Linked DNA regions of Homo sapiens: all the other regions are linked to region 1. The links are chromatin contacts, found by Hi-C or POLR2A ChIA-PET in ENCODE. All regions are on one chromosome and are shown on one strand. Each heading gives the region's core, a stretch centred on a gene start or an enhancer-like site at or near the end of the contact. The rest is flanking DNA. Distances are from core to core; before and after follow the strand shown. Region 1 holds the start of ANGEL1 (angel homolog 1). Region 2 holds the start of ADCK1 (aarF domain containing kinase 1). Region 3 holds the start of SNW1 (SNW domain containing 1). Region 4 holds the start of IFT43 (intraflagellar transport 43). Region 5 holds the start of GPATCH2L (G-patch domain containing 2 like).

The links. A loop is a pair of places that touch in the nucleus more often than their neighbours do. ChIA-PET counts read pairs that join two places held with the same protein, here RNA polymerase II (POLR2A). Pooled maps may share reads with other maps.
Region 2: a map of naive thymus-derived CD4-positive, alpha-beta T cell shows a loop between it and region 1 (5-fold over the local background). The contact joins the promoter of ADCK1 here to the promoter of ANGEL1 in region 1. A Hi-C loop is called at or near these places in 1 of 168 maps with a recorded cell type or tissue (naive thymus-derived CD4-positive, alpha-beta T cell), 1 of 37 single-sample maps with no recorded cell type and 7 of 50 pooled maps.
Region 3: a map of CD8-positive, alpha-beta T cell shows a loop between it and region 1 (4-fold over the local background). The contact joins the promoter of SNW1 here to the promoter of ANGEL1 in region 1. A Hi-C loop is called at or near these places in 2 of 168 maps with a recorded cell type or tissue (CD8-positive, alpha-beta T cell and naive thymus-derived CD4-positive, alpha-beta T cell) and 8 of 50 pooled maps. POLR2A ChIA-PET finds 5 or more read pairs at or near these places in 1 of 52 experiments (naive thymus-derived CD4-positive, alpha-beta T cell).
Region 4: a map of CD4-positive, alpha-beta T cell shows a loop between it and region 1 (7-fold over the local background). The contact joins the promoter of IFT43 here to the promoter of ANGEL1 in region 1. A Hi-C loop is called at or near these places in 3 of 168 maps with a recorded cell type or tissue (CD4-positive, alpha-beta T cell, CD8-positive, alpha-beta T cell and naive thymus-derived CD4-positive, alpha-beta T cell) and 8 of 50 pooled maps.
Region 5: a map of CD8-positive, alpha-beta T cell shows a loop between it and region 1 (4-fold over the local background). The contact joins the promoter of GPATCH2L here to the promoter of ANGEL1 in region 1. A Hi-C loop is called at or near these places in 3 of 168 maps with a recorded cell type or tissue (CD4-positive, alpha-beta memory T cell, CD8-positive, alpha-beta T cell and naive thymus-derived CD4-positive, alpha-beta T cell), 3 of 37 single-sample maps with no recorded cell type and 15 of 50 pooled maps. POLR2A ChIA-PET finds 5 or more read pairs at or near these places in 1 of 52 experiments (MCF 10A).

Annotation. Positions count from the first base shown.
Region 1 is chr14:76,810,516-76,815,957 of GRCh38, forward strand. It overlaps ANGEL1 (angel homolog 1), which reads right to left and starts at 2,367. Exons shown (of 10, transcript NM_015305.4): 1 at 2,249-2,367. The coding sequence starts at 2,312. RefSeq lists enhancers at 1,408-1,982, 1,983-2,556 and a silencer at 2,005-2,434.
Region 2 is chr14:77,797,682-77,803,123 of GRCh38, forward strand. ADCK1 (aarF domain containing kinase 1) reads left to right here and starts at 2,428. Exons shown (of 11, transcript NM_020421.4): 1 at 2,428-2,489. RefSeq lists enhancers at 1,753-2,291, 2,292-2,830, 2,904-2,953, 2,964-3,043, 4,425-5,264 and a silencer at 2,354-2,713.
Region 3 is chr14:77,758,847-77,764,288 of GRCh38, forward strand. SNW1 (SNW domain containing 1) reads right to left here and starts at 2,310. Exons shown (of 14, transcript NM_012245.3): 1 at 2,268-2,310. The coding sequence starts at 2,281. SLIRP-OT1 (SLIRP overlapping transcript 1) reads left to right here and starts at 1,922. Exons shown (of 2, transcript NR_161324.1): 1 at 1,922-2,270. RefSeq lists enhancers at 1,500-2,274, 2,182-2,501, 3,049-3,823.
Region 4 is chr14:75,982,595-75,988,036 of GRCh38, forward strand. IFT43 (intraflagellar transport 43) reads left to right here and starts at 3,169. Exons shown (of 9, transcript NM_001102564.3): 1 at 3,169-3,246. The coding sequence starts at 3,193. It also overlaps a transcript of TGFB3 not described here. RefSeq lists enhancers at 1-35, 2,822-3,323 and silencers at 76-195, 3,150-3,459.
Region 5 is chr14:76,148,881-76,154,322 of GRCh38, forward strand. It overlaps GPATCH2L (G-patch domain containing 2 like), which reads left to right and starts at 3,042. Exons shown (of 10, transcript NM_017926.4): 1 at 3,042-3,111.

The sequences.
Region 1 (5,442 bases), core at 1,117-3,616:
AATTCCCTAATCTATTAATGTATTCCAAAAGAAAAAGTCCTAAAGTAGACAGTCTCAAAAATCTATACAATTTACATCTTAGCAAGGGCCCTTAAGCCTTTTCTCAAAGCTACTTATTGTAATAAAATCTTCACAAACTTCATTATCTGCTTTCCCATTCCACAACACATCAGAGGCTATAAATTACAAGGTGCCAACAATCGACAGTAAGAGACAGCTGACATCTCTCTGATACTGCAGCCACCAATGACAGCCAACAGGCAAGAAAGAAAGTGGGAAAAACTCTAAAATTAGAGCCCCCAAACTCTGAGCACAGTATTTTGGTGAGAGCAAACAACTCCTACACTCACACACTCAACCATTTATTTACAGCACAGGACGAGTAACATGCACGATGCTGGCCCTCAATCACTAGACTCATTTTATTGGCAATTTTTTTTTAAAGGGAAGAAACCTTAAAAGTGGCTCAAATATTGAAAGACGGTTCAAATATCTTGTTTGGGGTCTATGTATATTTATGTCCTTCTAAACAATGGTTTTAACCACGGTGATTTTGCCCTCGGAAGACATTTAGCAACGTTCAGAGACACTGTTGTTGTCACAACTGCAGCATTGCTACTGGCATCTAGTGGTTAGAGGACAGAGACGCTGCTGAACTTCCAACAATTCACAGGACAGACCCACACCAAATGATCCGGTCCAAAACGTCAACAGTGCTGAGATTGAGAAACCCTGCTCTAAACCTATGTATGGGCTGGGTCGTTGAGCTTTAGCCTCAAGGACTTCCTGATTATCTGCCCCTTGAAATATCCTCTGTGTATACCAGATGGCAGAGGTTCTTTGGTTCATATGCACGAAGTTACTAGCTTTCAATTTTGGTAGATGTCTTTTGGTGGTGGTGGTGGTGGATTTTCAGCAGCAGAATGCTTTTGTTTTTTAAAAATCTTATCTGGAAACCAAATATGCCAAGTAAATATAAGTGGGACTACTGTAATGTGTAGGTGGGGGGGCGGGGGGGGCCCTCCTCTGAGATCCCTAGAACTCTACTGGTCTGGAAACCTCTGGACTAGTATACTGTATCACTAAGGCATTAGAAGAGCTCCAGGAAAAACAGCAACATAGTTAAAAGAATATGTTTAGTTCTCTGGAAACAATTACTTCTGTGGAGTTTCCCACATTCCTCAGAAGTATGGACACACAAGACATTCCTGAATTCACTGAGTGCCTACTGTATACCAAGCAATGTGTTAACACCAGAGATACAGCGAACAAAATGGACGTGGCCCTGCGCTCCTGAAGTTTGCATTCTAATGGCAGATACACAGTAAAATTTAAAATATTTCTATATGAAATATATATTATCAATGACACACACATTGCGTACCAATTGTGTAAAGTTCCACAAAGGAAAACCACAGAATATACAATTGGAGCCCTCATTCCTAAGTACTTCTTGGTCCTGTCCCATAAATTAAAGGCAAAAAGTCTGCGAGTTCCATGGGATCTCAGAAACTGATGGTCGCATAAAACCCTCCGTAATTTCAAAGCCCAGAAATAGAGAATGCAGACAAATTATGAAACAATAACGAAATAAACACCCCCTCTTTGAGGTATCGACTGGGCATTGCCCCCACCCCAGCACATCTCCCTCTAAACCGCCGGGAGTGGGGGCAGGAATGCTCCAAAGCTGAGATCTAAATGTGTCTCTGATTGAACGTCCGTTTTTCAACCAAAGACACCGGTGAGCGAGAGCTGCCAGGTGGCAGTGAAAGGCGAGTGTGAAGTTAACCTGGGGAAGATCGGTGCGTCCAGTACTTCGGCCATAAACCTCCCAGAGCCGACCCGCCTCGCCCGCTGAGAATTTGGGCACTCGCCTAGGTCCGAGCTACTACCCCTTCCCGACCCGCCGGGGTGCTGACTTGGCCGACCCCACAATTTCTCTGCACCCCCAGGGCCAGGAAAGGGCCCTGCCCGTCCACAGCTCCTCTCCACCTTAACCGCGGCCGGACGCCATCTGACAACAGGCGGGAGGAGGGGCCGCCCACGAGGGACGTCGGCCAGGTCCAGGCCTCGTGGGGTCAGGAGGGGCCCGCGGGGCAGGGGCTCAGGACCGCCTCCCTACACCTCGGCACTGCCCGGGGCACGGTAGTCGTGAGGCCCGGCCAACCGCACGCCGCCCCAGGCCCGCGGAGCCCCGCAGAGGCGAGCCCTGGCCGGGCTCCTGTCTGTCGGTACGCCTGGCCGGTACCTGAGAGGGCGCGGAAGAGGCGCGTGGCCGGCAGCAGCAGGTAACACAAGCACGACGCGATCATGGCCGGCCGCCCGCGCCCGCCTCCGCTCCTCACTGCAGCCAGCAGGTCCTCCCTCAGCTCGGCCCCGCCCCCGGCCCGGTCCGGCCCACGTGGTGCCGCCGCCGCGCTTCAACAACAACTTTATTGGGAGCGCAGGTCTACGGGTGCGCACGCAGGAAGTGGGAGGAGCCGGTTCCCATGGCAACTAGCCACCCCTAGCACCCGGCTGCCACCCAGGCGTCCCGAATTAAAATTGAGCGCCTCACTGGAGGCCCCATAGTGTTATTCAAAGGCCACAGTTTATTCCCACTTCTGCAGCTGACTAGGTGTCCACCTTGTTACCACACTATAGCCTCTCCGCCCCTCAGTTTCCTCACCTGTAAAATGAAGAGCTGGACTTTCTCTAAGGCTCCACTGAACCTTGACTTCTAGCCCTTCTCGACCCAGAAAGGAAGCGAGTTATTCCCCCATTTCCCCCGTTTTCCTGCCTCTACTTCCCTGTCTCAGATTCTAGGTCACAAATTGAGTCCTACCTTGCTTCAGGAAGTAAGACTTTGTCTCCTTCCCTACTTTCTAAACGGGCCTTCTTTTCCCTAATCTAGAAAAACAGGGTTTCCCATTGGTAAGGAAGTCAAGAAAGAAAGGAGAGAGGACAAAGAGAGGAGAGAGAGAAGGGAGAGAGGAGAGAGACAGAAGAGAGAAACTTCCACAAGGCCAGGGACCAGTTCTGGCTGGTTGTTTGCTCACTTTGAGGTATCTCTAATACAATCCAAGCACCTATTGTAACCAAGTACCCAGCTTGGAAGTTATATTCTTGTTATATACTTCTATTTCTTTATTTTTGTTCAGTTAACCACTAGGCACCCCCCGACACCCCAGCACCCCCCATACACACTGTTAGCATATCTAATTGTATGTTCGCTTAAAAGTTCCAGAGACTAAATCTTGAAACAATATAGGCATCTGTGGAAATCTCCACCAGGAGATTGATTCAAGGCTACAGTTAATTTATAACTCAGCCCAGCCCGAGATGATGCCAGCCCATTCACCAGATGGGCAGTAACTCAAGACAAGTCATCAGAACTCGTCATGAAGACCTGCACTGCCTCACCCCTTGCATACCCTCCATGCCAAAACTTCTTAAAGCCTCGCATTTTGCTTGGAAATGTGAAGCAGCTCCATTAAAGCAAAAGCCTGGATCGTTTTTCCCCACTGCTAGCTTTGGTTTATAATAAAGTCAGTCTCCTTCTACCATACCACGACCTTGCTCGTTGGTTTTGCAAGCGGCCGAATCTGCATTCGCTAGCACTACTAGCCACCACATAAGCCTTTACTGACTGGTTGAACAAAGCATATGTCACTAAATGAAGGCCAGTTCTGCCATCACTTCTGTGCCACCTGCGACCTCTTTGAGTCTCTCTTCCCCAGTCCCCCTCCCCCAATCTTCTACCCCAAACAGGCTCTGAAGGAGGGACTGGACAATGCACCCAGTTTCAGTACCCAGTGTCTGAGTTGCACGATTTCCAGTTTGTGGCTGGAGCCTTGGTTGTTCAGGGAAGCCTTCTGGGGAGTCACCAGATCCTGGACCAGCTGGGTACATCATAACACTGAAAGGCTAATAGGAGGAAGAAGGAGAGAGTTAGTATTGTGGCCTTCCCACTACTTACCCTTAGTTCTAGAGGTGGCAATGTCTGCCTGCCTTCAGGCAACAGCACTTATCCCTTTGAGATGAAACAGAGGCCCAGCAATCTGAAGGTTGGGAAGCTGCTTAGAAATTAGTGCACAAATGGTGGATCTACCAAAGGCGCTCCCGAGGTCAGGCCCCCTCCTTTGATGTAGCTTAAGTAAAACCCTCCTTGTACCCTCCTTCCATTTTGTACCATGAGTTATCCAGAAGTCCAAGTTCCAAATCAGATCCTAATCAAGGGTAACGGTTCCCTTATCTCCACTGGGAAAATGCTTTCAAAATACAAATTTCTAGGCCCTACTCCCAGAGTTCTGATTTAGCAGCCCTGGAATGAGGCCCTTAAACACTTACTTATTCCAATGCACGGTTTGGGAACCTCTGCTAAAGGATCCAGTCTCAACTGGGCTGTTCAGTGCACAGTGTGGGCACAATGTGTCAGCCCAACTGATCTATGTTCTTTCAGAGGCTTTTTCTGCGGCCAGTTAAGTGAGGCTTCCCTCTTTTTGTTTCCTGGTCCATAATCAGCCGTGTTGGAAGGTGTAGGGTGATATAAGGATCACAAGCTTTGGAGTTAGACCAACTGAGTTGAAATCCTGGCTCTGCCACTTTTTACCTGTGGAATCTCTCAGGTTGCCTAAGCTCTTGGGGCCTCAGTTTCCTCATTGTGCCTGACCCAGTATAAACTCTCAATGTTTACTATTACATTTTTGGATTTGGGCAGAAAAGCAGCTCCAGACGTGGCTGATGTAGGATCTTCTTCCACAATTTCTGGCTAAAATAGAGCTCCTGCCCTCCAAATTGTAATGAGTATTACTAAGCAAGCCAATAACTACAGGTTCCAAGGAGACTTGGCCGAAGGAGTGGAGCCTTAGGCTTCCCCAGTCAGAGGAAAATTACAAGTGCAATCTGCACAGTCTCCAGCCTCATTGTTTCAGAAATATCCCAAGAAGAGAGACGATTCCCTCAATTCATTCCAGCTGTGCTAACAATGAAGACAAGTATGAGCACCTGCATCCATCACTACCATGGTTTCCAGGGTGCAGAACCTATGTAATGGAGCAAGTGGGAGGTTTTGCAATACTTTGAGAGACTTAAGATGCTCTCTTAAAGGGACATTTCCAGTCTATAAGAAATTTAAGCCCTTGAGGGCTAAAATTTTACTTATGACAACAAATATATGTGGAATTCCAACAGAGTGGCTGCATTTATTAACTTATTGGTTGAACATGTGCAAATATTGGGGCGGCATAGTGCTTTCTTCAGGATTACAGAGGCTACGGACCAACGCCTGGGACAGTGCTGCCCAAAAGAAATATGTTGTGAACCACATATGCAATTTAAAATTTTCTAGTAGCCTCATGTAAAAAGTAAAAATAAATCAATTGATAAAGCAAGTGAAATTAATTAATAATATTTTATTTTACCCCATAGATCCAAAAATTTTGTATTTTAACTTGTAATCAA
Region 2 (5,442 bases), core at 1,178-3,677, 990 kb after region 1:
TTTAGTAGAGATGGGGTTTTACCATGTTGGCCAGGCTGGTGATGAACTCCTGACCTCAACTGATCCACCTGCCTTAGCCTCCCAACGTGCTGGGATTACAGGCACGAGCCACTGCGCTGCCCTTTGTTTTTTCATACACACTTTTGATTAGTTTGTGAAGGTCCAGAAAAAATTATGTTGGAAATTTGATTGGAACTGCATTGGACTGATAGATTAATTCCCCCATGAAAAAAATAGCTCAAGAGATGTTTATAGAATAAACAAACGTCTGAGGCCTGGCGTGGTGGCTCACACCTGTAATCCCAGCACTTTGGGAGGCCAAGGCCAGAGGATGGCTTAGCACAGAAATTCGAGACCAGCCTGGGCAATATAGTGAGACCACACCCCCCAGCTTTTCTTGAGAAAAAATTTAAAAAATTTAGCCAGGCGTGGCAGTATGTGCTTGTAGTCCCAGCTACTCCACAGACTGAGGCAGGAGGGTACCTTGAGGACAGGAAGTTGAGGCTACAGTGATGGAGCCTCTACACTCCAGCTTGGGCAACACAGCCAGACCCTGTCTCAAAAAAAAAAAGAGAAATGTTTTTGATACATGTCTTCAAAGTGCATCTTATAAGTCAACATTTGATAATGGAGATCAGTGAATGAATGAATAAGGGCCAAAGATAACTAAGATTAGCTAGCATATTATATTTATTTATTTATTTATTTTGAGACGAGTCTTGCTCTGTTGCCCAGGCTGGAGTGCAGTGGCCCAATCTCAGCTCACTGCAACCTCCACCTCCTGGGTTCAAGCAATTCTCCCACCTCAGCCTCCCGAGTAGTTGGGATAACAGGTGCCCGCCACTATGCTGGGCTAATTTTTCTTTTTCTTTTTTTTCTTTTTGGAGACAGAGTCTCACTCTGTTGCCTAGGCTGGAGTGCAGTGGCGTGATCTCAGCTCACTGCAACCTCCGCCTCCCGGGTTCAAGCGATTCTCCTGCCTCAGCTTCCTGAGTAGCTGAAATTCCAGACGTGCACCACCACACCAGGCTAATTTTTGTATTTTTAGCAGAGACAGATTTCACTATGTTGGCCAGGCTGGTCTCAAATTCCCGGCCTCAAGTGGTCCGCCCACCTTGGCCTCCCAAGGTGCTGGGATTACAGGAATGAGCCACCGCACCCGGCTTAATTTTTCTATTTTTAGTAGAAATGGGGTTTCACTATGTCGGCCTGGCTGGTCTCCAACCCCTAGCCTCAGGTGATCTGCCCGCCTCAGCCTCCCAAAGTGCTGGGATTACAGGTGTGAGCTACTGCGTCCTGCCCAGCCAGCATTATTATTATTATTTTTGAGACGGAGTTTCGCTGTTGTTGCCTAGGCTGGAGTGCAATGGCGTGACCTCGGCTCACCGCAACTTCTGCCTCCCGGGTTTCTAGTGCCTCAGCCTCCTGAGTAGCTGGGATTACAGGCATGCACCACTAGGCCTGGCTAATTTTTGCTATTATTAGTAGGGACGGGGTTTCTCCATGTTGGTCAGGTTGGTCTCAAACTCCCGACCTCAGGTGATCTGCTAGCCTTGGCCTGCTGGGATTACAGGCGTGAGCCACCGCCCCGCCAGCATACATCAATTGTCAGTAAATTTCTTCTTCGCCTACTAGTTCCAATATCTTATTTAAAATCTATGGCCCGGTGAGGTGGCTCAGGCTTGTAATCCCAGCACTTTGGGAAGTCAAGGCGGGTGGATTGCCTGAGTTCAGGAGTTCAAGACCAGCCTGGGCAAAATGGCGAAACCCCGTCACTCCTAAAAATACAAAAAATTAGCAGGGCGTGGTAGCACACTCCTGTAATCCCAGCTACTCAGGAGGCTGAGGCAGGAGAATCACTTGAACCCGGGAGGCGGAGGTTGCAGTGAGGCGAGATGGGCCACTGCACTCCAGCTTGGGCGACAGAGTGAGACTCTGTCTCAAAATGAATGAATGAATGAATGAATGAATGAATAAAATCTACGAGGTCGGGCGCAGTGGCTCACTCTTGTAATCCCAGCACTTTGGGCGGGCGGATCATTTGAGGTCAGGAGTTTGAGACCGGCTTGGCCAACATGGTGAAACCCCATCTCTAAAAAAAATACAAAAATTAGCTGTACTGCTTGGGCGACAGAGCGAGACTCAGTCTCAAAAAAAAAAAATCTACAAATCCACTTCATCTTTCATTAAACACGAACCTGGGACGTAGTTAGAATGTCTTGAAGAAAATATTTCAGTAATATTCCAAGTCCGTCGCCCTGGCAAAGCAACAAGGCCACCTGACGGAGTAAGCCCGAGACCCCTGTGCCTCCACAGTACTGCCCGCGGGATCGCGGCGTGGGGAACCAGGAACTACAAGTCCCGGCAGGCCGCGCGCGCCTCGGCTTCACTAAGCGCAGTCAGGTGGCTGTCCCCGCACGGTTCCCAGCTAATTCCCCGCTACCGGGTTGCGGCCGGAAGCCGGGCGCCGCGGCTCTGCTTCCCTCGGGGTGAGTAGGGGCAGCTCGCCGGAGGCCGGCGCAGAGCTCGGGCCGACCAGCCTGGCAGGGCCGCACCGCGCCTGGAGCGCGAGGGAACCGGCATGGACACGCCGGGAGTCGGCCTCTGCTCCGGTTGTGCAGCCGCCCTGGGCGCCGGGAGGGACAGCCCCATGACCTTGTCACCTGGGCCCGGCGCGCGGCCACGTGGCTCGGGTGACTCGCATTGCCCCGCCCCCCTGCAGTGACTTCTCCAGTTTGGCACACCAGTGGGCTTTCATGTGACCTGTCCACTTCAGTGGCACAGTCTTGCAGGCACCCGAGTGGGCAGAGCTGGAGGAGGGCCGGAGGTGGCTCACCCAGACGCCTTCACCCCCTGGTGGCCCTGTGAGTTCCGAGGCAGAAGCAGCTGGAGCTGGAGCGTGGTCTGGGCAAGAGCAGGGGGCGATGCCCATATCCTGGCCCTCCACCCGGTCTTGCGAACGTGCCCCAGACCGCTGCTTATCTCCAGCATCTTGCAGGGCCCTGGGCTTCCAGATCACACAGTAGATATGTGCTAACAGCAGCCAGTGTGTGTGGAGAGCAACCTTTAGATAAGACACCTAGAACAGCCCTCTCCCAGGGTTAAGTGGCATTTACTTTCTACTAACAAGAAAGTCATTCAACAAGTATTTATTGTTTACCTCCATGATACTTGGCACTTAGTAGGTGCTCAAGAAATATTTGCAGAGTTGAAGTGAATTAGACTTTATCTGTGGCTTCATATGTTTTATTTAATAATTTTCTTGGGGCTGGATGTGGTGGCTGATGCCTGTAATCCCAGCACTTTGGGAGGCCAAGATGGGAGGATTGCTTGAGGGCAGGAGTTCAACACCAGGCTGGGCAACATAGTGAGACTCCCGTCTGTATTAAAAGAAAAAAAGGAAAATAAATAAAATAATTTTCTTACTACAGTGGTTCTCAAACTTTAGCATGCACCAGAGTCACCTGGAGAGCTAGTAACAACACACAGTACTGGACCCCATCCCCAAAGTTTCTGATTCTGTAAGTCTGGTATGAGGACCAAGAATTGGCGTTTCTAACATGCACCCAAGTGATGCAGTTGCTGTTGGTCTGGGGACCATACGTTGAGTACCACTGCTTTATAGGAAAAAAAATCCTGTGAACTTAAAGCACTATCTCTTCACACCTGGTTACGGGTCTTTCTGTCTTTATTTGCCAGTTTTACTTTTTTGGTGATTGTAAATATGTGCATATTACTTTGTACACTGTTAACTCCCTCCATATTAATTTATATACAGATTTTAATGTAGTCTATACTTGTCATTTTTCCTGGTTACATCATATTCTACCTTATTGGGTCATTCTTTGCTTGGCCATTTCTCAACTGGCCTCAGGGATGTGCGATTTGATCTGTACTAGAAGAGTGTGCATATTCTTACTTTCTGCTATGCAGTCATTTTCTTGTCAGACAAAGGACCTGTAAGAATATTAGTTGGGGCCGGGTGCGGTGGCTCACACCTGTAATCCCAGCACTTTGGGAGGCTGAGGTGGGCGAATCACTTGAGGTCAGGCGTTCAATGCCAGCCTGGCCAACATGGTGAAACCCCATCTCTACCAAAAATACAAAAAAATTACCTGGGCGTAGTGGTGTGTGCCTGTAGTCCCAGCTACTTGGGAGGCTGAGGAGGAGAACAGCTTGAACCCGGGAGACGGAGGCTGCAGTGAGCCGAGATCGTGTCACTGCACTCCAGCCTGGGCGACTGAGCAAGACTCCGTCTAAAAAAAAAAAATTTAGTTGGGTCAGCCATCCATTTCTTCACCAGGGTAACTCACTAAATATGCCTCCTGGGTTAAGGTTTCCATGTTGCAGGGACTCCAGTGGCCTATTTCAGGGCCCAGCAAGCTGCTTGTTCTTGTGCACTTTTTGCTCTCTTGGTGGGAGCAGTCATACATGGATTCAAGTTCTGCCTCCATCACTTACCAGCTCCTTGGCCAAGTTTTCTACCTTTTCTAAAACACCACTTCCTTATCCATAGATTGAAGCTCTAATAGCATGCACCTCGGAATCTGGTTGTGTGAGTTAATGAGCTAATAAGTGCTTGGTACTGTAGCTCTCCCGTTGGAAGCTCACTCTCTTCTCTTACCTGCTGCTTGCTCTTTGCATCTGGCTTTGCCCTATTCTCCCTCAGTCTGCCTTTCCTAGGATGGACTGAATGGAGGATTTCTATTCCTTGCCTGGGTGAGAATTATTTTTGTTGTCTATTCTGGGACCTTGGCATCAGTCAGGGATTCCTTTTTTTATTTTTTGAGACAGAGTGTTGCTCTGTCGCCCAGGCTGGAGTGCAGTGGCACGATCTTGGCTCACTGCAGCCTCTGCCTCTCGGGTTCCAGCAATTCTCTTGCTTCAGCCTCCCGGGATTCCTTTATTTAATCAACATTGATTTAAGGACCTTGAGTGCTTAGGCATCAAACACTAGGAAAGGGAGTTTGATTAAAATTTGGTTCCTAGCCGGGCGCGGTGGCTCACGCCTGTAATCCCAGCACTTTGGGAAGCCAAGGCGGGCGGATCACGAGGTCAGGAGATCGAGACCATCCTGGCTAACATGGTGAAACACCGTCTCTACTAAAAAAAATACAAAAAAATTAGCTGGGCGTGGTGCCGGGTGCCTGTAGTCCCAGCTACTCAGGAGGCTGAGGCAGGAGAATGGCTGGAACCCGGGAGGCGGAGCTTGCAGTGAGCCGAGATTGCGCCACTGCACTCCAGCCTGGGCGACAGAATGAGACTTCATCTCAAAATAAATAAATAAATACAATTTGGTTCCTGGACTACATTACTATCTTAGGGAGGGCAGACTGTAAACCTGCTCAGGCCAACTTCACACAGTCCCTTGCTATTGACTTGGTGTCTTTGGCATCTTTCCAGACTTGAGGCATGATGGTATCATTCACTTTGTGTGCTTTC
Region 3 (5,442 bases), core at 1,060-3,559, 950 kb after region 1:
TGTGTCTACTGGACACCAGTCAAGTGTCCTCTAATTCAATTCAATTTTGATGTTATCTACCTGGAGATACTGTCAGATGTTACAGGTTGAAGGCTCAGTCCCACAAGACTGCCCTTACTTCAGATGCCAACAGTAGGTCCAAGGCCACTGGCCAACTAACTACAAACCAGGGTTCCCATGACCTCATCTTCAGGTTCAACTAATTTGCTAGGGCAGCTCACAGAACTCAGGGAAATGTGTTTACTGATTTAAAGGATATTACAAAGAATACTGAGGAACACCAGATGGTAGGTATGGAAAGCTCTGGAGTCCTCAAGACTGGCCATTTAAAGATCGCATTCTGCCACTGCAATTTTAAGCACGCAATACCCATGACAGGCCAGATGATGTGGTGGCTCACGCCAGTAATGCCAGCACTGTGGGAGGCTGAGATGGGTAGATCAGATCAGTTAAGCCCAGTTCAAGACCAGGCTGGGCAACATGGCAAAACCCCATCTCTACTAAAAAAAACAAAAATTAACTGGGCATCATGGCAAGCGTCTAGAGTCCCAGCTACTCTAGGGCGCTGAGGCAGGAGGATCACCTGAGCCTTGGGAGGTTGAGGCTGCAGTGGGCTGTGATTGGGCCACTGCACTCCAGCCTGGGCAAGAGTGAGACCCTATATCAAAAAATAAAATAAATAAAAAATACCCATGACATCTCTAGAAATTTTTCCTGTGTGTCCATTTCAAATTCCACCTTTTCCACAAAGTCTCCCCTCATAACTTTACTAGTCTATGACACAGTGTCTCACACCTGGGGAGCACTCAAATGTTTGCTGCCTGTAACATTTACTAAACAAACTCTTGGCTGGGCATGGTAGCTCATGCCTGCAATCCCAGCACTTTGGGAGGCCTAGGTGAGAAGATTGATGGAGGCCAAGAGTTGGAGACCACTCTGGCCAACGCAGTAACACCCTATTTCTAGTTTTTTTTTAAAAAAATTTCAGATGCCGGGCATGGTGGCTCATGCCTGTAATCCTAGCACTTTCGGAGGCCGAGACAGGAGGACTGCTTGAGGCCAAGAATTCAAGACCAACCTGGCCAACACAGCGAGACCGCATCTCAAAAAATAAAGTTAAAAAAAAAAGCAAAAAAATTTTAGAAACGAGGGTGGGGAGAAAACTCTCCAGCCCACATAACTTATTCCATTCAATTCTTTTTGCACTAAGGTTAGTATTACACAAATGCACATTTTGTGTTCTGTAATTGTTTTATGTCTGTATACCTTGCACCCCTATCTTCCCTGTTGCCAAAGACAGATTTTCTTCTGTGTACACAACCCCCAGGACAGAGCAAGGCACCAACAGTAATTCCCAAAATAATTTTTTGATTAAAACTTTTGGAGTCATACTGTCATCAGCCAGAAAAAAAAACATGCGTGAGGAGAATGAAGGGTGTTAAAAGAGCTCAAGCTGATGTCCTGAAAGGATTACTTTATCTATAACCTTCCTGAACACTAGCCTTTTCCTGTTGAGTTCGCATGGAAAGTTTTTCCACTTAAAATGGGGCAGCAAGGCTGGGAACTAGTAGGAGTAGCGTAACTTCTCGGACTCTCCCACTGAAAAGCATCTTTTTCTTAAAGGCGGAGAGCACTTTACAGACGGTTACTAAGGTAACCGGAAACAGCAAAACTGAGGTGGTTCTATCTACGGAAGAAATTCTAAGCTCCAAAGTTAAAATGCGGAGCAGTGGCGCATATCAGCAGACGGCGGTCACTACTGTGGCTCATTTAAATCTGTGTTCAGCTCCGGGCCTCTTTTTTCAGGAATCCTTGTTTCGGGACACCCAGTGGACAGCGAAAGGAGAGAGACCACCACAGGCAAACGGCCGGAAAGCCGCGCAGTCGCAGCCCGCGCGCTTCACTCCGCCCAAATAAGCCACTACCGTCACCAACCCCATCTCGTTCGCCCGAGCCGCGGACCTGAGGGAGCGCTGTCCGCTCCCCGCAAGATGCTCACGCGAAAAACCCACTCTTCAGTGTCTGAGACCACTCCGCAGCTTTCGGCCTCGGTGAGCGGGTGAACTAAACCCGGGAAACCGCTGAAAGACCCCAGCTTCGACTAGGCCTAGTCGTAGCGGCGGCCAGCGGGAGGGCGTAGCCGTAGTCTTGGCCCACGTCATTCTGTGCCCCGGGTCAGGTCACCGCCCGGAGGGTATGGGAAGAGAAATGAAGAAGACTGGTACTCCCAGACCCTTCCGTATCGAGGACCCCAATCAACAACCCACCTGGTGAGCGCCATCTTCTTCCGCTTCTTCCAGCGCGAGCGACAGCACCGCTGGGCGGGTCTTTCCAGATGATGAGGAGCGGAAAGGAAGGAGTGCGCGATGCGCAGGCGCTCTGGCCGAAAAGGCCTTCTGGGATTTGTAGTTCTTTGAACAGGAGTACCGTTTGTATTCTGACCAGACCAAGCGGTTATCAAGGAATAATCTCTTCAGCTAGCAACAAATGCATAACTCGATCGCTTATATGCGACATGATAGGGCGTTCCCTAGGCAAAATATCAAAGATACAGGGAGATGCCTTTTAGGCCGCTTTATTACGTTCCTTACTCAGTCCCGTTCCCCGAGAAGGGGTACAAAATACAAAAGCTTCCCGGGGACAGCTACTTTAAGTAAGAGTGATAGGGCGTTTAAAACGACAGGTAATAATGAGACTAGCTAATGGAGAGTCCTTGGACTCTCTGAAAACATTCACACTCAAAACTTTTCTTTAAACCATATCCTCTCACCCGCCAAAACACTCTCTTGGGGAGATATTTCGTAATCCTTGGTAATTTACCGAGTGTCTGGGTTCTCTGCCCAGGGTATGACAAGGCTGAAATCTCATAGGAGGCTCTGGAGAAAAATCCATCTCCTAACTCATTCTTGTTGGCAAAAATCAGTTCCTGGCGGTTGTGGGATCGAGTTCCCTGTTTTGTTTTGTGCTGTTAGTGGTGGCCACCCTCAGCTCCTAGGGGTCACTCTCGAGTCCTTCCCACATGAGCCCTATTTATTGGTAGTTCACAACATGGATATTTGCTTTCTGAGGCACATCTTTCTGACTCCTCTTCTGCCACTGTTGGAGAAAAATGCCCTGCTTTTAAAGGGCTCATGTGATTAGATCAGGAGCACCTGGATAATCTCCCTATTTTAAGATCAACTCTTGGCCGGGCGCAGTAGCTCACACTTGTAATCCTAGCACTTTGGGAGGTCGGGGCGGGCGGATTGCCTGAGCTCAGGAGTTCGACAAAGCCTGGGCAACATGGTGAAACCCTGTCTCTACTAAAAATACAAAAATTAGCTGGGCGTTGTGGCGCGCTCCTGTAGTCCTAGCTACTGGGGAGGCTGAGGCAGGAGAATCGTGTGAATCAGGAGACGGAGGTTGCAGTGAGCCAAGATCACGCCACTGCACTCCAGCCTGGCGACAGAGTGAGACTGCGTCTCAAAAAATAAAAATAAATAAATAAATAAATAAATAAATAATATAAAAGAATAGCTGGGTGTGGTGATGTGCTCTTGTTTTCTCAGCTACTTGGGAGGCTGAGGTACAAGAATCGCTTGAACCCAGGAGGTGGAGGTTGCAGTGAGCCGAGATTGCACCATTGCACTCCAGCGTGGGTGACAAAGTAAAATTCTGTCTCAAAAAAAAAAAAAAAATCAACTCTGCCACACCGCATAACAGAATCAGAATCTTCATAGTCATGGCCCCAGGGGTTATGTAGGTCAGGTACTGTGGGGGTTGGGTGAGGAGGAGATCTTGGGGGATATCCTAGAATTCTGCCTGCCACAGCATGTAAACCAAAAAAACAAAAAGAAAAAATCTTTTGGTAAATACAGGATTGTTAATCACATTGTGTAATATAACCTGCATGGCCTGGGAGCCCGAAGATTAGAGTTTAAGATGTAGCTTTGGCTGGGTGTGGTGGCTTGTGCCTTTAATCCCAGCACTTTGGGAGGCTGAGGCGGGCAGATCACCTGAGGTCGGGAGTTTGAGACCAGCCTGACCAACATGGAGAAACTGCGTCTCTACTGAAAATACAAAATTAGCCGGGCGTGGTGGTGCTTGCCTGTAATCCCAGCTACTCGGGAGGCCGAGGCAGGAGAATCGCTTGAACTCGGGAGGCGGAAGTTGTGGTGAGCCGAGATCGTGCGTCGTTGCACTCTAGCCTGAGCAACAAGAGTGAAACTGTCTCAGAAAAAAAAAAAAAAAAAAAAAAGATGTAGCTTCAGCACCAATAAATTCTTATAGGGCAAGTCATTTAATTTATTTGGGCCCCAGTTTTATTGAACTTAAAATGCTGATCATGTTATCTGCTTTACCTATATTTATATAAATGTAAAATAATTATATACAATACAGCAGAGTATGAGCCTTAAATGAGGTAATGTAGGTGGATATGTTTTTACTTAACTCTTAAGTACTATGTAAATATGTTAGTTATTACAGTTAATATTTTGGTTGACAGTGATCTACTTCAACCTCTGCTCCAGGAATGTATTATTTCTAAAAGGAGAAAAACAGAGAAGCAAATTATAGAACGTCCTGGAAGCCAAGATCAAGGAGCTTAGATTTAGTTCAGCAGGTGATTTGCAGCTGAAGGAGGACTTAAGTAGAGGGCCTGGGTCAAAGGAACAGGCAAGAAAGACAATTCTTAAGGCAGAATGGGTTTCTATGGCAATGAGAGACAAAGGAGGCTACTGAGGACAAGGTTAAAATAATTAACATGGGAAATCAGTAAGACATAGACCAAGACCTGGGATGCAGGATTGAAAGAACAGGGTGGAGAAGAGCTTTTGCAATCCACTCTCATTTTCCACAGAGGCACATCATGCAAGGCATTTCCACCAGTCATAGTCCCTCGCTGTTTTGGGGGTGTGTAAAGAATAGAAACTGACTTTAATAGCAATCCTATCAAAACAATTAAGAAAGCAAATCTACTGCAAACGTGATACAATATTATACCCAAAGGCCTAGTGCTTTCTTTGGTTTTGTTGGGGAGGGGGTTTGGTGTTAAGCTATGCTGAATCTTCAGTGCCTATCCATCCCTCATTATCATAGGTAATTAGCAGCTGCCTGCTCATGTAGAGAGCCCAGTGCATGCTGGAATCAGTAATGCGCCAGGTTGCAAGAAGCAATCAATTCACTCCAGTCTTAGAATTCTGGATAGAGAGTAGAATTGTTCTCAGAGAACCTAGGGCCTAATTTGATTCCTAAGTAGGTGTGGCTATGTAGCCACAAGTAATATAGCTTGTGAGGTGGTAGGGAGGACAAGTTAAGCACATATTCTGGAGTCAGCTTTCCTGCCTTCTGATCCCAGCTCCCTAATTTATGAGCTGTAGATTCTGGATAAGTCACTTCTCTCTGTCTCAGTTTTCTCACTGGCCAATAAAAAGGGTGAGGGGCGTGGAATCAGTATAACTT
Region 4 (5,442 bases), core at 1,919-4,418, 830 kb before region 1:
GATCGAGGGTGCCCTCTGGCGAGGCGAGGCCGCCAGTGAAGGAGCTCGGCTGGTCGGGAGCCGGGGAGGCTCGGGGGCTGGGGGCTGCGGGGTGGGGGCTGAGGGGCGGGAGAAGGGGCTGCGGTAGAGAGCGAGAAAAACAAGACCCAGGCCCCGAGGAATCGCCTCCCTCCCGGCCCGACGTGCGCACGAGCGCACCTCTCCCTCCCCGACCGCCGCTCCGGAGCCGCTCTCGCAGAAATGTCATCCAGATGTTCAGCCTCCCTCCCCGCCGAGGTCTCCGCAGGGAGCTGCGCCAGCGAGCGCGAAGTCAGCAGTTGGCCCGAGCCCATTTCCCAGATGGGTGAGGGGAAGTCGGCTCTGTGCTTTCGCTCCTCTTCTCGGCCCGAACCTCTAGGCCTTTTCCCACGAGCAGCCAAGGGAGGGTAGGGCACGTGGCTCCCCGCACCCCGCAACACAGGGCTTGCCTCTGAACTGAACTTTCCTGAGAGTGAGTGCCGCTCCCACCCCATCTCACTCCAGCCTTCCTGGACCCTTTCTGAGAGGTCTGGCTTCCAGGCCACTAACTGAAGGGGCTGTTCTCTGTATCCCAGCACAGCGGTGGGTCACTTTACGGATGAGGAAACTGAGGCATAGAGTTTTTTGTTTTTTTTTTTACAGACCACACTGCTTGTGAGTGATGGAGGCGATATTTTACACAGGCTATCTAGCTTGGGTAGGCATTACTTTCATTTGCAAAACCAATGGGAAACCTAGGGGTAGAAACTTTAAAAGTAACTTGCCCAAGGTCACATAGTTATTAGGTGTCAGCTGTTGGGATTTGGACCCAGGACGTTGCCAGATTCTGGACTTAATTACTATGCTATACTGCCTCTGAAATTTCAGAAAAAGTTTAATGTTTACTATATACCAGGCACTATTCTAGGCTCTGTGAAGAATATCAGTGAACGAAACAAAACTCCTGCCCTCAGGGAAATTTTATTTTAGAGGCAGGGGTGGGGCAGTGGAGGAGGCGATAAACTAAATAAATATGTAAATGATGTAGTACGGTAAAAAGTGCTGAGCCAGGTGCAGTGGCTCACGCCTGTAATCCCAGCATTTGGGGAGGCCCATGCAGGAGGATTACTTGAGCTCAGGAATTCGAGACCAGCCCCAGCAACACGGCGAAACCCAGTCTCTACAAAAAAATGGAAAAATTAGCCCGGCATGTTGGCGCAGGCATCTACTTGGGAGGCTGAGGCAGGATAATCACTTGAGCCAGGGAGGCAGAGTTTACAGGGGGCCAAGATTGCACCACTGCACTCCAGCCTGGACGACAGAGCAAGACCGTGTCTCAAACAGACAAGCAAACAAACAAATGTGGTGTGGCAGAAAATCAAGCAGGGAAGGAGGATGGGGTGTGCCTAGGTTGGGGGATGTTGCAGTTTCAAATAGGGTGATAAGGGAAGGCCTTTGAGCAGACAGTTGCAAGATAGGAAGGAAAATTATTAAAGTTATACTTTTTTGGACTCCACCTCTACCAAATCAGTCTCCAGAGCTGAGGCCCTGGCATCTCTGTTTCTTTACAAACCTCACACGTGATTCAGGTGCTAAGCAAGTTCTGGAAGCTACTACTGCAGGGTACCTCTCTGCCCAGAGTGAGGACCATTTGCCTTCTGTTTTCAGCAAGTTGGGGAAGAAGTGGGGGTGAAGGTCTGGAAACTGACTATAAGGTGATGGTCGTATGCTGTGAGCTTACAAGAAATGGAAAAATCCAAAGATTAATCCCTTCTTCCTCATCTGGTGCCGAAGAAGAAGGGAACAAGGGATTCATTGGAGCCTATATTTCATCTGTCTTGGATTTTTGGCAATGAGTGTTTCTTCAGATTAAAATCTAACAAAGTATTCTCACTGAGAAGCAAGTTAACAAAGGATCTTAGAGATAATCTCTAAAGTAATTACAAGGGAGGAAACTGATAGCGGAAAGGGCTCTGCTCTGACTACACAGGTAGTTTTCAGGAGAGCTAAGATGAGAACACAGCTCTTCTGATATCCAGGCCAGTGCTCTTGCTGTCACAGGCATGCTAACACACAGTCCTATCCAGTAACATGTGTGACTGAACTGAGTGATTTACTGGATATTTAAGAAATGCTTGCAATGAGGTTTCAGGGGTGCTACTCCCACTTCCGAATCCTTGCTTTTAACCTGTGTCCATCCAGGCCTTCCCCTCAACATAATACTGGAATGTTGTTTGCTTTCAGGGCTATCAGCCCATCTCCTATGGATCTCAGCCAACCAGTGTCAGGGACCTGGCCAGTGATATTGACTTGGAGATCTCATATGAAGAGTCAACAAAGACGCAACTTAAATGCCCCATTAGGCTGGGAATTTGTGGTACATCTCCCTCTGCCAGCCTAGGAGAATGGCTGGCACCCAGTAGTATGTGCTGGAGATAAATACTCCAGTAATGTCTGGTGTCAGAAGGGCATTTGGCTCTGCTGCTTGGCACTTAGGTGATTTTCCTCAAGCCCCTTCTTTGTACCTCAGTGTGCTTTATTGTTGTGTTAGAGATACTACTGCTACTCACTTTGCGGGATTATTGGGATTTAATGAGATATTGAATATTTGTACTTTTGAAAGTTATTACTACTCAGCTATTTGATGTGTTGATTCAGCCTCTCTGTAAACTTCTTGAAGGCAGAGATTATGTATATTGCAGTTTCCATAATTCATGGTAAACCATTTATTACACCTGATTCCCTGTTTTCTCATCTGTCAAATGGAAACAATACCACTTATCTTGCTTCCCACACAAGGTTGTTAATGCCCCTCACGTTAAGCCAATAACTGTGACGGCCTTCTGTACCTTGCAAAGAGCTGTACAAGTGGGAGGCATCAGTATAGCAGTAGTAGTGCTTTGCACTTAATATATTGATATATTTAAACAGAGCTACAAATACAGACAGTTCCTAACGACCAAATTATTTTACCGTCTCGCAGGAGCAGCGTTGGCGAGTTTTAATAACCGGAGGTTGCTTCCAGATGTCAAGCAAGGCAGATTTAAGAAAGATTCGGTAGTTTGGAGGATGGCACACAGAATCCAGGAACCATGCTGCGTACCCTTTAAAAATTGGGGTGGAGGGGCGGGGCTGTTAGCAGGGACGCGTCTGGGCCAGTCGGTTTCCAGGAAGTGACGTCAGGCGGCCGCGGAGATGGAGGATTTGCTCGACTTGGACGAGGAGCTTCGCTACAGCTTGGCTACCTCCGTGAGGACCAATTCGGGGGCCTTGGGGGCCAGGATTTGGCGGGTGGGGAGGAGCGACCCCGCCGGCCCCGACTTCTCTGAGGCGACTCAGGGCGGCAGGCCTCGCGCCGCGCCGGGTGAGGCCCAGAAGGAGGCAGCCTCACCGCCCCGCCCCCAGGCCACTGTGGGCTCCGCCGCTGCTGGCCTGGGGTTTGCTTTCTTTAAAATCCTCAGAAAGTAGAAAACACCCTGTCCCCGCCGGCGTCTAGGACCGTGGGAAATTTCCGAGCCTTTCTCCGTTTTCTAGAGCCCCGAGTGCGAACTTCCCCAGAACAGATCGATCACAGGGTGATAGGGGAGCCCCGGCCGGGGTCGCACTCGCTCCCATCCTAGAGTTTTTCCTTTGGGACACCTCGTCGCAGAAGTTCCTGCAAAAGCCGCACTGTTTTATGCATGGAAGGGAGGCAGGCAGGGACGGCCTTTCTTCCCGGTAATCCCCGTGGGGAGGTGGGAGTTAACCTCAGTTACCTCAGTAGTTAAGGAAACCAAGACCGATTTGTAACGTGAGGGAGTGATTAGGTGCTCAGGCACTGAGGCCAGATGGAGCATAGAGCTGTTGCCTGGGTTCAAAAAAAAAAAAAAAACCTAAAAAACGATTTAACCTTTCCGAGCCTTGGTTTCCTTATGCCTAGAATGGAGGTGTTACAGTGAAAAGGAAATGCAACAATACATGGGAAGCGTGTAACTCAGTGCTTGGCATATGTTATCACGGAAGAGGTCAGAAGAGGTTAGCTACTGCTGCCTATGAGGCTGTGGTTTACCCAGCGTTATAGTTAGTAAATAATGGAGCTAGATTCAAGACCCAAGTTCAGTGTCTACCTTCCTCCTTTGTAACCCCCATCAGGCCTTTTTATCTTTAAAACTGGTTAGGATCGCACTTACTAAAAGATTGGGCCCCAGAGCAAGTCTTTAGTGTCTGCTGTGAAATCTCTAAGTGTTTTGAAGGTCACCAGGCCTGCTGATACGTGAATGTTTTTTAGTACCTGGGGATGTGAATGTAGTTATTCATTCATTCAACAAATATTTATTGAGCCCCTACTGTGTATCAGGCAGTGTCCTAGGTGCTGGAGATACAGCAATGAATAAAGCAAAGTTCCTGCCCTCATGTGATTATGTTGTAGTGGGAGAAGATGGGCAATAAATAGACTACATTTAACATACACAAAAATCAGGCAGTAAAGAAGTTTTTCTACCCTATGGATCTATACAGGGTCTTCAAAAAGTTTAAAACCTTGAAATACTTAAAAATTATTAGAGAAAACACCTGTGAACAGCATTTAGCGACAAGATCATTGAATTTTTGTTTTAGCACAACCGCCATATGTAGGATGCTGTATTCAGATACTCAGTGCTGTGACAAATGGAAAAGGGCAACCATGGTGAAGGGATGGAATTGTCTGACTTGAGAAGAAAATAAGCTGCTTATTATCAGAAAGATTGTTTCCACCATCCCTGAAACCTAAATGACACTACAATTTGAAGTGTCGACATTGCATAAGAGTTTTTACGAGCTCTTCTGTAACCCCTCTCAGTTTAGTGGGGCAGTCAGTCCTTAGAACATCTTAAAACAAGTTTCAGCAGGGTAGAGTGGAAAGCACCCAGGAAACCCAGGATCTGAAATCAGAAGGCTTTGCTCCTAGGTTTATGTCAGCCACTTCATCACCTTCCTAGGCCTCAGTTTCCTCCTTTGTAAAATGACAGCAGTCTCAGTTTCTGTCCATTATTGTGAGAATCAAAGGAAGCCACATTAAATGAGATCTAAAAGTGCTTATATTAATGCTGTTTTTTTTAAACAAAGTAAGCAAAAGTATAAATATTTCAGCACCCAAGAGTCTGACTAAATAAAGTTTTGTTTATGTGCTGGGAAGCCTTAGAGGCAGAGTCTCCACCGGAGGGCCTTGGGAAACACCTGCAAATGATTCATTTGATGGCCAAGAATTTTGAAGTGCTCTGATTTCCAAAGATAATGTCTCAAAATTCTTGTACTAGATTTCCCTTAATGTCTGTAAAGGCAAACCCAGTTACTGTACATATCAGAGCAAATGCTGTTTTCCATTTACCATGGAATTTAGGAATTCTTTCCAAAAGCCTGTTTGATAATGATTTTCATGCCAAGCTGCAGATTTGAAATTAAGCCTTCCTAAAATCCTGCGTAGGA
Region 5 (5,442 bases), core at 1,792-4,291, 660 kb before region 1:
TTTGACATTTTATTATATTTACTTATTTATTTTTGAGACACGGTTTCACTCCTGTCACCAGGCTGGAGTGCAGCAGTGTGCTCTCAGCTCACTACAACCTCTGCCTCCTGGAATGAAGTGATCCTCTTGCCTCAGCCTTTCCAGTAGCTAGGATTACAGGCGCCCACCACCACACTTGCCTAATTTTTTGTATTTTTAGTAGGGACGGGGTTTCACCATGTTGGCCAGGCTAGTCTCAAACTCCTGACCTGAAGTGATCCACCCGCCTCAGCCTCCCAAAGTGCTGGGATTACAGGCGTGAGCCACTACGCCTGGCCTATTTTTGACATTTTAAATTGGAAATGCTGGTGAGGTGAACAAGTGGAGCTATCTAGTAGAAAAATGAAAATATAAGTTGGATTTCAAGAAATTTGGGAGCTTTCAGTGCTGATGCAGGCAATCAACACCGTGGGAACAGATGTGATTTGTGGGAGAGAATTTTCACTTATGCAGAAAAGAGGCCTAAGGCTGTGGACACCTGTTGAACATTTCCATATTTCTGTCCTGTGGGAGTCACAGATTCAGCATGTCCAAAATGGAATTAATCATCTTTCCACTAAACCCGTTTATCTTCTTGACTTCTCTAGCTGTGCAGATGGCACTGACCATTGTCTTAGTTGCCCTAGCTCAAAACCTCAGCTATCTTTGTCTCCTACCTTGACTTTTTTTCACCTATAGAACATTCTGAAAATCCACAAAAAACAATAGATAGGAGATATAATCATTGATAATGAAACCATTTCGGATATTGTATGGTGGCTTCTTCTGGTCATATTCCTTTGCGAGTATAGATTTAATTTCCTTTGTATGGGAATCATACTCTACATTTTTAGAGTAATCTTTTTATTGAAGTATAACAGTCATGCAGAAATGTACACAATCATAAGTCGATGGCTTTTCATGTCATTAAATATTCTTTTGCAACATTAATTTTTAAAAGTTGCAAGATATTCCACCCATAGATGTACCATAATTTAGTTAACTAACCCCTGTTGTAGAACTTCTGGCTTTTTCTAGTTTCCTCATCTCTCCCTCAGAAATGCTGCAGAGATGATTTACCTATATTTAACATTTTTGCGCCCATTTCCAATTTTTCCTTAGAATACAATTCTTTGGGGCAAAATTTCAGGGTCCAAGGTATGTGCATATTTTTAAATAAACTTTTTTATTTTAGGATAATTTTGGGTTTAGATAAAAATTATGAAGATTGTTACAGTTTCTGTGTAATTCACACTTTCTCCTATTATTCACTTTTTTTTTTTTTTTTTGTGACGGCTGAGTCTCACTCTGTCGCCCAGGCTGGAGTGCAGTGGCTCGATCTCTGCTCACTGCAACCTCCGCCTCCTGGGCTCAGGCGATGCTCTTGCCTTAGCCTCCTGAGTAGGGACTGGGACTACAGGCATGTGCCACCACACCTGGCTAATTTTTTGTATTTTTAGTAGAGACGGGGTTTCACCATGTTGGCCAGGCTGATCTCGAAATCCTGACCTCAGGTGATCCGCCCACCTCAACCTCCCAAAGTGCTGGAATTACAGGTGTGAGCCACCACACCAGGCTATTCACTCTTACAGAAGTATAACACATCTCACAATTGCAACCAATATTGATACGTTATTATTATTATTATTATTTTGAGACGGAGTTTCACTCTTGTAGACCAGGCTGGAGTGCAATGGTGCGATCTTGGCTCACTGCAACCTCCGCCTCCCAGGTGCAAGTGATTCTCCTGCCTCAGCCTCCCGAGTAGCTGGGATTACAGGCACGTGCCACCATGCCCATGTAATTTTTGTATTTTTAGCAGAGACAGGTTTTCACCCTGTTAGCCAGGATGGTCTCAATCCCCCAACCTCAGGTGATCCGCCTGCCTCGGCCTCCCAAAGTGCTGGGATTACAGGCGTGAGCCACCTCACCCGGCCCGATACATTATGATTAACTAAAGTTGATACTTTATCCAGATTTCCTTAGTTTTTACCTAATGTTCTTTTTTCAATTGCAGCGTCACACCCAGGACACCATATTACATTGTCATGCCTCCTTAGGCTCCTCTTGGCTCTGAGTTTCTTAGACTTCCCTTGCCTTTGCTGATCTTAACAATTTTGAAGAATACTGGTCATGCACTCTGCAGAATGTCCCTCAATTCGGGTTTGTCTGATTTTTTTTTCTTATAATTAGACTGGGTTATGAGATTTGGAAGGAAAGTACCATAAAGTGCCATTCTCATCATATATCATTCCACATACTATCAACATGATTTAGCACATAGTCTTGATCACCTGGCTGAATTACTGTTTGCCAGGTTTCTCCCCTGTAAAATCACTCATTTTCCCCTTTACAGATGTTGTACTTTTGGGAAGGAAGTCACTATGCACAGCCCACATTTAAGGAGGCAGAAGTTATGCTGCAGGATGGCTGTCTACATAAGTTATTTGAGATTCTTCTGTGGGGGATTTATCTCTTCTTCCTCATTCGTTAATTTATTCAATCACTTATATCGGCATGGGCTCATGAATATTTCTTTTGTACTTTGAGTTATAATCCAATATCACTTGTTTTATTGCTCAAGGCAATTTGAAATGTTCTGAGTAACTCAGTGCAAAACAACCTCTTCCAAAGGTTGTACCAGCTCACAGGGTAGACGTCATTAAGATCCATTTCCCCTCAACTTCACAGACCCATTAAAAAGGTCAGAAAGCAAGAGATAAGCTGACATCCCTGCCTAGCGCCCAATTTCTGGAAGCCCCTAAGGAAGATGAGGCCAGCATGCAGGGGTCTTTCCCCACGTGGGGCACCTCAACCCCTGAGACGCCCTTTCCCGGCCAGACCCTATTCAACACCCCTCCTTGTCCCCTGCCCCATCTCCTGGCTTCCTGTGGCTCCGCCCACCGCGGGGCGGAAGTGGGTGTGGCCACGGGCGGAAGCACTGGGTCAGGGGCCCAATCGTGCAGCCAGCCCCTCCCACTCGCCACCGCCCCACCCCTCCGGCCCAGACCGGAAATGAGGTCAGAGAGGGAAGCCCCGGCGGTGAGAGTCGGCCCAAAAAGCGGCGGCCGTTGGAGGTGGCTGCGGCAGCTGGTGAGGGGGAGGAATGGGTTGAGAGTGTTGGGGTCCTGGGGGCTAGTACCAGAGGGGATCGGAGCGCCAAGCCGCGGCTGAGCGGCTAAGGGCGTCTTGGGGCTGCGGCAGACGGCCGGAGGGTGAGGGTGGTGGGGCCTTGCTTTTCAGGGCCCTTGTCCCCATCCCTGGGGATGTGGGTCGGGCCGTCTCCGGGGCCACAGCCCCCTCTTCCCCTTTCTTCTTTCTGCCTCTCTGGGGCGGGCTGCAGCCTGAGGGCTTGGTGTCCCGAGCCATGGTCGCCCCAGCCCTCAGGGACGGGCCGGGGCGTGGTGGAGAGTCCTTCGAAACACAGTTTTTGTCATATATGTGGCCATGTTGCGACCCCCGATCCCGGAGGGAGCTCAGTCGCCAAGACTTGCATTTTGGCAGTTTCTGCCCTAGAAGAGCCGATCCCCGCCCCTCGTGAGCCCAAATGAGCAGTTGCCTCCTGCCTCTCCCACCTCCTACTCCGCCCCTCACTTCCACCCTGCTCCTGTCTCTCTTCTTACTTGCTGTCCACCAGCTACCCGTTCCTTCCTGTGCGTGACTCAGCCTCATCTCTGCCCGGGTGCGTGCCTGGCCGCCGGGTCCTCTCGAGAGTGTGCATCCGCGACTGGAGATGGGGAGTTCTAGGGTTCTTTTGTCACTACTGTTGGAATTACAGGCTTTGAGGCAGGAAAGGATTCTGCACAGGCATTCGACTGCAAGTTGTTTGATGACTTCGTTCCATGTTCAAGTTTGTGCTGTTCTGCCTGAGGTTTTTATTTGTTCTTTTGTTTTTGTTTTTTGTATTTTTGTTGCCTGAGTTTTTAAAGCAGTAATTCTTTATTAGGGAAGTAGATTTTGACATGCTGTTCCCACTTGTTTCTTTATTTTGGTCTTAGGGACAGTTGTCTCCCAAACCTCAATCATGGCATTTTAATCCACTTTTTTTTTTCCCATTTTTTCCCCTTCTTTTCACAGGTGTTGATAAACCACTTCTTAATGCTTAAAAGAACTTGGTCTTGTTTAAATGTATGTGCTTTTGGACACTTTGAGAAGCTTCGTTTGTATGGTAGTTTTGGAAGTAGGTGTCACTATTGCTCCTACAGGTGTGGCAGATAAGCCAGAGGACTGTTTTCCTGTCTTTAAGTTCATTGGCATAGGCACAGCATGAAAATAGGTTTTAGAAAGCCCTTTGCAAAGTGAAAACTGAATGAATGGGAATATGGTCAGAGAGTGGCACCACTTAGAATTTTAAGCTGATCTTGAAATACTTTGGGCATAGAGGCAAGAGAAAAGTGCTAAAAATTTAATATGTATTTAATTAGATGCTGTACAAATTAAATATTTCCCCTTAAGGGGGAATTTTGAAGATTGCTCCTACTACTGTCATTTCTTGAAATGTTTGTCTCTGAAGTGACCCCTGAAGTGTGATGTTTGGTTTGAGGATGAACAGAAAAATAAGAAATTTTGGAAAGCAGTTTGGCCAGAAATCTTAGAAACTTCACCCTATCCCTGTCATTTCAGCTGCTATTGTATCCTAGTTTTCTGTGATTGTGTGGCACTGAAGCACATAACTAGGACCAACATTTATTTTCTGGAGGGTAGGAGAGGGGCTTAAAAATTGTTAATTATTCAAAAATATATGACATACTGTATAAGGTTCTATACCTGGTAGCTTCCAGGTGGTAGTTGGTACCAGAATGGGCGCAAACTTAGTCTCTTCTCCATTCTGACTTCAAACCTGGGTCACTACAATTTCTTGGATCACGAAAACTGCATTCTTCCTTAAATGGTGTCACTAAGTTGTCTTTCTGTTTCTTTCTGCCATGGTCATTGTCAGCAGTGACCCCAGGCCAAAGAACAGTTTTTCATTCATTCTCAATACCTCGATGAGACCATGTGCTACTCTGTGTTTCCACAACTCTAGTGTGATTTTGAAGTTGTATGTTTTTCTGTTCCTGTCTAGTGAGACAGTCTCTAATCTTTCTGGATCTCATCATTAGGTAATTCAATGACAAGTTTAATTGGGGAAAAGAGAGAAGGATCTAGTCCCCCGAATTTGTTTTGGGTCCTGTCCCAGTTGTCTTCTGGTTAGTAGGTTTTTGTGCTTAAGAATATGTTGACTTCAGGCATTTAACAAGGGACAAAACATCTATTTTTAGTGACTTAAGGAAGTGGTAGGAACAGAATCTAAGTGTAGCCAGATGAAAGGTGACTTATTTTGTTTAGACAGGCAGAACTGTGGACTACCATGATCTGTTTCATCAAATTATTCCAAAACAACAGATCCTTTTTCAGGCTTTCTTTTTCTTTTTCTTTTCTTTC